Linked DNA regions of Mus musculus: region 2 is linked to region 1. The links are chromatin loops, found by intact Hi-C in ENCODE. Cell type or tissue: left cerebral cortex. All regions are shown on one strand. Region 1 overlaps 4930556M19Rik (RIKEN cDNA 4930556M19 gene). Region 2 has its middle 12 kb from the start of Gm19276.

The links. Peaks named below come from ENCODE experiments on the same cell type or tissue, not always from the same donor. Only the 100,000 strongest peaks of a DNase experiment are listed, where the experiment ranks them.
Region 2: it touches region 1 in a loop (5-fold over the local background); 4 of 42 quality-filtered maps call a loop at or near these places.

Annotation. Positions count from the first base shown.
Region 1 is chr15:10,745,661-10,750,660 of GRCm38, reverse strand. The region is part of intron 2 of 4930556M19Rik (RIKEN cDNA 4930556M19 gene); the gene reads right to left. Among named protein-coding and RNA genes, the nearest start is that of 4930556M19Rik, 33 kb to the right of the region's middle. In left cerebral cortex, no CTCF peak of the experiment used is centred here; DNase peaks (open chromatin) are centred at 118, 732, 2,398 and 2,845.
Region 2 is chr15:10,838,732-10,843,731 of GRCm38, reverse strand. No RefSeq gene overlaps it. Among named protein-coding and RNA genes, the nearest start is that of Gm19276, 12 kb to the right of the region's middle. In left cerebral cortex, no CTCF peak of the experiment used is centred here; a DNase peak (open chromatin) is centred at 2,996; H3K27ac peaks cover 1,820 bases.

The DNA.
Region 1 (5,000 bases):
GCATCTGTTATTCCAGGTCTCTAATGCTGAGCCAGTTTTCTCTCACACAGATTTAAAGGCAGAACTCCTGCTTAGAGCATCTCAACTGGCAAGGGAGAAAAACTTACCCCGAACACCAGCCTACACTGCTGAATTTAGATTCTCCCAGAGCAGGAAGACTTTTGAAGTCCTACAATCCATCACACCCCCTCACTTCACAGTAAGGAGACTAGGGCTTAGAAATCCAAATGATACAGTGGAGCTTTGGTGGCTAGCATATAGCTTGAACAAGACATACCTGGCTTGGAGAACTGGCTCTAGCATTTGTCAAATCATTTGTTCTACACCCCTGTTTCTTCATTTGCAAAATAATAATAGGAACACCCAATCTCACAGAGCTTTGTAAGAATTGTGTAGCTATTTCCTCTGAGTGGAACCATTCTCTCCTGGAGGAAAGAGGGAGGTTTAGAAGGGGCTGAAGTAAGTGGAACTAAAAGGCTCAGGAAACTCATGAGGCTGACACGATTCAAATGGCCCCTCCCCAAAGAGATGTAACTGGTACCAACTGTAGAGAGAGGAGACTGGCACTCTGAGCTGCCTAAAAGTTAGGTAGGAAGCTCCAAGGATATTTTCTTCATGATTCCTCACACATGCTGAGGTGGGCTTTCCAGTGACCCGGCTGCCTTTGAGTCAATCATACCTCTGTCAGTAGCCCCTTACTCCTATAAATAACTCTAGTAAGCCCGTTGGCTCGCTAAGCTAAGTGTGGGTGGAATCATTCCTGTGGTCTGTCTTTGGTGCCCTGTCTGGAATGAGAGGTTATACAACAGGGGGGTGAAAAAGTATAAATACACAGACTTTGGAGTACAGAGTGAATCCCAGACACTTGATAAAGGTCAAGTATATTTATGTCAGTACTGGGAGGGATACAAGAGACTCCCTGTGGAGTAGATGCTTCCTCTGGCTCTTGGAGATTCAGATGCAAGCCAGCCCCTCGTTTGTCAATAAAGCCCTAGAAAGAGTTTCTCACTTGATGTGGGATTTTGAATAGATGACTTCTAATGTTCTTTCTTCACGGTCACTTAAAAGCCAAGAAAACTATTTGATTTATGGCACTTTCTTAGACAACATTTAATCTACTCTGCATTACCATATACACGAAGCAGCATCTCTGGAGGTACTATTTCTGATTCATTATGCTAAAAATGTGCCTCCATTTGTTCTCTTGTTCATTCATTCACTCACTAACTCATTCATTCACTCACTCACTCACTCATTCATTTACTCATTCGTTCATTCACTCATTCACTCATTCATTCACTCACTCATTAGCTCATTCATTTATTCACTCGTTCATTCATTCGCTCATTCATTCACTCATTCATCCATTCACTTTCTACAATTGCAATGATCTTATAACATTCTCGGTTCTGTGTTAGGCACAGTAAAAAACAAATATAAACCAAGGCAAGCTTCATCGAGGAGCTTCGGTTCATCAGCTGAAGGACACAGAGAAGTTAACTCAGCTTGTACACGGCAGTGCCTTGAATAAAGAAAAGAATAGAAGCATATAGCAGGTGGTGGGTGAGTTCTGGACTTTATCTCTGTGATCAGTTTCCGAAGATGAGGAGAGCAAAACTGAGTTTTAAAAGAAAGATCTGCTATTTCGTGTGGATGAAATGATATCGACAGAGGTAACAGAATGTCAAGGAATCAGGGATCAGTGACACAAACGCTGAGTTTTAATGGTCAGCTTTGCTTGGATTGAAAGGTCACAATCGGACTTTATTTCTGGACGTATGTTTACTTAATGCAGTGTACCTGCCTACTTTGTCCAACCCACCTAGCCTGGGGCTCTTCCCTGCCTCCTTCTAATCTTTCAAGACATTGGCAGGTAGACAACAATATCAATCAAATGAGTGACATCTTTCCTGCTGTCATGTCTAGACTGTCTCTCTCTCTGAACTCTTGCTACCTCACAAGAGAGAGATAAAGTGACACACACAATGTCATCCTTAACCTTTCTGATTTATGAACTAGCCTCCACACCGAATGCTATTTCATCTCAAGACAGGCCTGGGCTTCTTGGTGACATGGTCTGCGGTTTTACATCTTGGTAAAAAAGAAATTTGATAAATTATCAACCATACCCAGTCTATGCCTGATAATTACAAAACCTGTTGGAAAAACATACCCCGAAAAGACTTTTTTATCTGAGCCTAGAATAGCTCAGTCTGATGATTTCATGGGGCATTCTACTTCTAATTTCTACATCACTGGATAATTTCAAAAGGGCTGTACTGGGCAATCCTGAGTCAGTCACACACTTGATTTACAGCCTTTTCAACTTTTACAGTGGAGTGGAGAGGTGAGTCCCGTGTTATCACATAGCATTTGCAGGTTGCTGAGCTTCAAGCCATCCTGTCACAAAATATCAACTGCTGTGAAAAAATATACATGTAAAGAAGCCACAGTAGATGGAACAATAATAGCATATCCCATTTTATATCTAAGCAGCAGTATACACCTCCGAATATTTCTAAGTTATATACAAATGCTTTAGAAAGCAAAGATGGTTTCAAAATTAGAAACACACCCTTAGCCTAATTTAACAGATTGTGGCAAGATATTTTTTTCTCTTCTTTAAATTGGCAGGTCGTATTTATTAAGTCTTAAGTGAGACTTCTCAGATGCGAACAAATGCATTAAAATAGTGGGGTTTTTTTTCCCCTAGGGTTGGATCTAAGCCAAATTAATGAGAAATGAGGAAATGACTCATTGAGAGCATGAGATACTCCACATTTTAGAATTTATATTTTCCCCTCCCACACTCACCCAGGAGTGGGCTCCAGCAAAGTCTCCAGCAACACATACTGCCTGACACCCATGCACACGCAGGAGCCAACCGAATAAAGCGCACCGTGCTAAAGACATATGAGCAGAGTAAACTGGTCCTGAGCAAGCCACATCAGATAACCACTCACTGTACTAGATGGTTTTCTCAAATTCTTTGTAGCCCACGTGTAAGAGAGGCTCTTGGCGTCAGTGTTGGATAATATGTAATATCTTTGGGGCTTTGATTAGCAAGCTTTGGCCTATCCGTTTCCCCTTGAACAAGAGCATGGATTTCAGCACACAACATCTGTAAGCAACAGAAACAGTGGGGGAGGGAGGCGAGGCCAGTGATAAAGATGCTCTGTCCCAAAGCCTCCGTGTCCTGCATGGACTCCAGACAGAACATAAAGCTGCTCGTTAAAAGCTGCTTTTAAAAGAAAAGGCTGGGGATCCCAGCAAGATAGGCAGTGTTCTGGGCTAAGCTATTAGACCAGATTGAAAGTAGTTCCCTTTTTAATAATGAGAAGAAAAGGCCTTTTTTTCCCCACCTTGATCATGCATCCAACCTCAATTAAATGTGACAGGCATGGAGAGAAATCTGCTATTGGGAAGAAAATGAAAGTAAATACAACTTGGATAGAAAAAAATAAAATAAAATAAAATAAAGGAAAGGAAAGGCTAACCAAAAATTAAAAAATCACAAATGGGGAAGGAAATGTGTTGGAATTGTTACAAAAGAAACAATAATCAAAAAATGTGAGCAAGCTGGTACAGCAAAGATTATAGATGAGGCGCTGAAAAAGAAAACAGGGGTCTGTGGAGGAGAAAGGGAAAGGAGGGGAGGGGCAGGAACACAAGGATGGCGTGTGCTATTATGCGTGATAGATGGCCCATCCATCTTTAAGGCAGTTTTAGAAGAATGAGCTATTGTACCATGGGAATTCTAAGACTGCCCACTGAAGAGATTGTATAATCCATTGCATTTTTTTGTAGGAAAATAAACAAACCACAGACCCAAACACTATTCATGAAACAGGACTGCCTGCCCACCAGTAAACAATGGCTCTCCTTAACAATAGAATGTGTTCCTGGAACATCACCTACAACCCCCAGGGGAAATCTATCAGCAAAGGATGCCAGTAGGTCTCACATCCACTTACAAGGAAGCCTGTCTGTGATCTGCAACAATTCATCAGGCTTTTGATATTGCTCTGAATGTATAATACTCCCATCAACCAATACACTTCTTTGCTGACTGCAAACACAAATGTGTAAGCTCCTTTGGTGGACAGGGACTCTAAATTCCAGCTGTACTTCTGGAGGTTATGATCTTTGTGCCAAAGCACAGATGCCCACCCGCCTGCTCTATGGAGGATTACAAATGGATTCCCCCAAGAGAGGTCTGACAGCACACAGACTTGAGGATTCTGAGGCTCAGGGTTTGAAGATGGAAGAGATTTGAGCTGAGATTTTTCTATATTGATGAAGTTGAAGGTTAAGCGCTCTCTCTTGAAGTCACACATGGAACTCTGCCTCTGCTTGTCTATGTGACAAGAATGCAAAGTCTCAAGGGACTTGCAAGCTGACTCGGTAGAGAACACATACAAGCCAATAATTATAACTCATTGAATAAAGAGGTCTTGCTTTGCCTTTTCAAATTGCAGGATGTGGTTTTAGCATAATTTTTATAAATCCTGATTCAGCACCATGTGGACTTGCTGTTCTATGTAACCAGGAGATGCAATTACAGGCAAATAAAATGTTTGAACAACCTCTTGGTGGTGATCTCTTTAGGGTAATTTTGACCCTCACAGTGGTTGCCTAGACTCCAAATCAGGAGAGAGAAACTTCATTTATAGCTGCATCCTAGTGACCTTTCAGCTCAATGCTACCTTTAGGTAGGAATGAATTGCGACTTCTCACCCACCTACAAGCTCAGTCTGAATATGACTCTAAGAATGCAACCGAACCCCAGAAACCCAGTTGATGGGGATGAAAGTTGAAACAACCACTCTGGGAGATGCCTGGACAAGCATCTCTCAATTTGTTCAGATCCTTAACTCAGAAAACTTACTTCTGTGGCTTCGGACATAGCTCTGTCAGCAGAGTGTTTGGCTAGTGTAAATGAAGCCCTGGTCTAATGCCTAACACCACATACACCAAGAGCGTTGGTACAAACTGTAATC
Region 2 (5,000 bases), 93 kb before region 1:
GTCTGTGCTGAATCCAGTCCATTAGGCCATATCCTGGTTCTGGTTCCTCTCTCTCTCTCTCTCTCTCTCCCTCCCTCCCTCCCTCCCTCCCTCCCTCCCTCCCTCCCTCCCTCCCTCCCTTCCTCCCTCCCAGTCTTGTGGTCCTTACCTTCCACCTCCAGCCCAGGAACGGAAGCTCCACCTAGCTCTAGTTTCCCTGGTAGTTGGCTGTCAGCCACTTTTATTTGACCAGTCGGAGCAAAGTTTATACAGCATTATTTGGCATACATGAGAAAGTACTCATCTGGACTGCAACTGGGTCGTGGGGGCCAGTATTTAGCATCTGAATACATAGCAACACCAGACCAAACCCCAACAATGGAGCCCCCATAGTTGAATAATAGAGGCTTTGTAAGGATAGAGACCAGACAGAGATATACATGTGTCTATGCTATGATGCAATTCAACTAAGGGACTGCCACTAGGGTTTACACCACACTATTTGAACATGCAGGCACCTAAAATGTGAACTAAACAAACATTTTGTAGCATAGTCTGACACAAGTATTTGCTGACAGTAATGAAAAACTGACTACTACACAATTTAAGCATACAAATAAGGCTGGTGATTGGCAAATCAGTGGGGGCACTATAGTGACTATGAAATGCCCCTTTGTAAAGCTTTGGAGCTGTCCTCAGTGTGACTGGGTGAATGATGGAACAAGCCACAGGATCCATAACCACAGAAAAATGCCAGCGATTAAATAATTAAATTCTCTTAGATGGTTTCCAGACATCTGTAAGTGGCAAATATAATCCCAAGGAACTCAGAGCAAAAAGAAGCAACATACTGTTTCACATGCCAACAAAGGCAAGGAGTGACTAAGAAAGCCTGGAGCCTGGACCCCAACCTCAACCCTACGCTATCACTTTTTCTGCTGTCAGCAATATATATATTTTTTTCTACTCACAGGACAAAGAACACAGCTCCAGACCATTGCTAACAACGCTGGGTACCAAGAGACAAAAATAAGCCTTTATGTATCCATACTAGCCAGCAAAATCTCCAGAAAAGGCTCTGCTTGGCCCAGGTAAATCACATCCTGTCAATATCAAGGAGTGTTAGTATAAGGAATGTTGAGACGGGGCAAGACAATTACCATGACCGCTATGCTTCCCGGAGAACCTATCAATTCTGGGACATTCCGGTCAATTCAGTCTCTGGCATTTCTTTGTTTTCTGGCTGGGGCTCTCTTAATGCTACCTGCAAAAGACAAGTCATAGGGAACGTGCAGTCAGTGCAGTAAACATCAACAGTGAGCACCAGTAATGCGCAAGCCAGAGGAGGGATTAGAACTCAGGCTTCCGTGCCATCTATAGGCTAGCTAGTGAGAATGCTGTGGGAGAGAATTAAAGGAGGCCCTGGGGGAAGCCTTGAAGAGCAAAGCTTGCTTCATGCAGTCTGTTGTGCACTCTGGAGCTGGTGCCACCTCCATGTAAAAACTAAGGTCCTGTTCTTCCTGCAGGAAGAGGACGTGGATGCCTGAGGGAAAGGAAAGCAGAGGCCTGGAAGAGAGGGGTGGATGCCTTAGTTACACCAAGAATTCCTTCAAAAAGTAGATACTCGAAGAAAACGTGCAATCTGTCTGTAGAATTTTTTCTCAAGTCAGCTGACTCTCAAAGGCTGTTAGCTCAAAGTGATGTACAGGCGATGCCACTTGATGCAGATAGTTGTCCCCAAGTAGGACATATATTTAGGATGGTACCCCTCTGTACCCTAGGACTTTAAGACATGGGACCACTGGTCTTTACCAACAAACCACACTGTTTTCTTAGTTTCTTGAACTGTAGAAGAAGTGATACCAGCCATTAAAACTAATGTGAATGCAGTCTACACACCATGCCGGGAGAGTACTCCACACAAGAGCTGATAATGTGGCCCTAAACCTCAGAGCACAAAACCTTCCAGAACCTCTGACAGGATGCTGACTTCTCCTAACCTGATGTGGATCGGGGATATCATCCTCTGCAGCTAGGTTCAGGGACATGGATTTGCCCTACAAATAGTATATGGGGAACAGCACACAGTATGCAGCTGGGTTCAATCTTGGCCAATGATAAGCTGTGAGATCTTGAGAAGATTCCTTAATATATCTGAGTTTCTGTTTCCTCATGTGGACTTTTTTCCTTTATGTTCCTACTGTAAAAACTATAGATGTTCATTTTACCCAGAATCCTTAGCCCCCCCCTCCCCTCCCCCATGGCGGCTCAATGCATTTGTTATTAATGTCTGTTGCCAATATGACTGTGAAGAACATGAGCTTCTCAGCAGCCCCCACGATACATTTCACAACTCTGCCTTAGACACGTTGTCTAATCTACCTTGTGCCTCAGTTTCCCCACCCCTAAATTAGGGCTGCTAATAGAAACTTCCCTGTAGCACTGTCACGAGAACTGCCTGAGATCATGTATTTAAGGTGCTAATTAGACCGGGGCCTATCACATGCTGAGATTCAGTAAAAGCTTGCCATTGTTTTCCTAGGTTTAAATATACTCAGCCCTGTCAACACATGAGGTTATTAATACTTATTACGTGCTTTCTATGGCTGAGGTGATGTGCTCCAACCTCTGGGGAATACAAGAAAATTAGGCTTGGAAGAGCACTAGAAGACCTTATCCAACTTTGTGACTTGTTGGGTTTTTAACTCTGAGCCTTGAGCATCTACATCTTCATCGAGCACAAAGGGACATGACCCATCTGTCAGCTCCCAGGAGCAGGGACATTGGCCAGGACTCAAAAACTACAGCATTGGAGGAGGGCATGAATGCTGTGTCTGGGATCACTGAAAACAAGCAAGTGGTCACTTGGAAAACCTGGGGAAGGAATACGGGTTAACACTTCCATGGAACAGAGAGAGACTGCACCTCCCAGTAAGAACAGGCCCCATATGGAATTGGAGCCCTGTCAGTGTGATACAAGCTGTTCTCAATCCTAAACAGTGCTGCTGAGTGAGAGTTCGTGGGTGGAATGGAGAGCCAAGGAAGCCCGTGTTTTTCACTTTCTGCTTCTTTTTCCTCCCAAGACTGCTGTGAGCTAGCATATGGCACTTAGATGTGTGAGTGAACTGTAATTTGTGTTCCTGATGTCAATAGCTAGCAAGGATCTATTTCGGGAGGAGAAAACCAACATAGAATAGGCTAGAGATAGGGAATCTTTAAAAAAGAATGGCCCATGGGGTCCTGGAACACAAGCTTTGACATCCAGGTGACTTGCCAGCTATCATCCCAAGCCATCTCTCTCCACACATGCTCTTATAGGTTTGACAACAGCTGGGATGGAATATGGAGGAAGGCAACTTCTGACCTTCCTCATCTTCTTCCATGCCAAGAAATGACCTCATCTGTGTCTGCACTCTCCTTTGTGAACAATAAAAGTCAACCTTGAAAAGTCAAAATTGGTCAGAGGCAGCTTTATACCAAATCTTTCTCTCCCATTTGTAAGCCCACACAATGAATTCTGCAACGTTAAAAGAATGTTTTAAAGAGTATAGAATACTAGGGTGATAGGAAGGAGGAAGAGATAATAAAGCCAGAATGTGTTAGCTTTCATATACTAAATAGCTGCCTTTGTCAAAAGTGCCTCGTATCTACTCGGGTGCCCTAGATTTACAGTCCTGTCTGTTATTATTTCTTTTAATATGCAAGTTACATTTTCTTTTCATATAAGAGAACCTGCCTAAAATTACCACTCTCTATCTTGTCAAGGAATAATGAAGATAGTCCATGTAGCTTGAAGAGTTTTCCTAAAAATGTGGATGGGAAAGAAGGTTGAAGGCCACAAACTAATAGGTGTCCTTAGCCTGGCACTCCACTTTCCATTCCTTCTGATGACCCGTGTGATGGAAGAGAACACAGAGTGGCAGTACTTGTCATGATGGACACAGCACTCTCCATCAGCAGGACTGAACACTCAGTGCTCATCCATCCACTCATTCAAAAAAAAAAAAAAACTTAATGCACATCACTCTGTCCTAGGCACTAGAATATGATGACAAATCACATGTGGTTCCTCCTCTGTGATCCACAGAAGAGCTATCAGTCTCTAATCTTCCATAATAGGCCCTGGGTGTCCAAGGGTTGAGTCCTCGGTTTTTACATCTCTGGTAAGCATACATCCATCATTCATCTTTGGCAGATCGGTACCCAAATCCTTATTCAACACAATGTACTTTCCCTTTGGTACATTTCATAGGAAGTAGAAACTCATCTTACTGCTAAAGTTGTCTTTTCCTGGACTCCCTTGCAGCTTGAATGAGGAAAATTGCAAAGCACCTGCCTGGATGGAGACCCATGAGCTAGAGGCTCAGCTGGCACACTTCCTAGCACACCAGGGGACAATACTGATGGCAAATGCCCCAAGGCAGAAACAACAGAGTAACAGAAGCAGAGGGGCCTTTTGGGGCCAGTTCTGCTACAGTTTGAGTGTCTTAGCCTAGTCACATGGCTTCCAGTCCAGACCTTTGGAGCACTTGGAAGCTCAGTAATCCATCAAACAAACATTTTACTATATTTATTTCTGTGTAAATTAGCCAGACTTGATTTCTGTGGCTTGTGGTATGTATATTCTGTGAGATCCAAGTTTATACAATCACCTCTTAGTAGCCAAGTGCTTGAGAGTAAGTGGACAGAATAATAAGATATGGGGGAAGGGGGGTTAGAAAGATTCAGACAATCATTCATATATAAATTTGAAATGTGTCAGAGTGGCTTTTATACAATATAAATCTCTTCAATTTTCCATTCTGTCACTTCTGGTTGGTCATAACTCAAACATAACAGTCTTCAAGTCACATAAAATTTGAATGAATCAACTGCCTTTGTTAATTCCTTTAATCCAGTAATCCCATTTCTAGGAATCTACTTTGAATAAATCATCTATTGCTTCACATTGAGAAAGCTTATTTCAGTAAAGCTTTTCCAGAGAAACATAACCAGTGGGATATAAATAGATGCTCAGAACA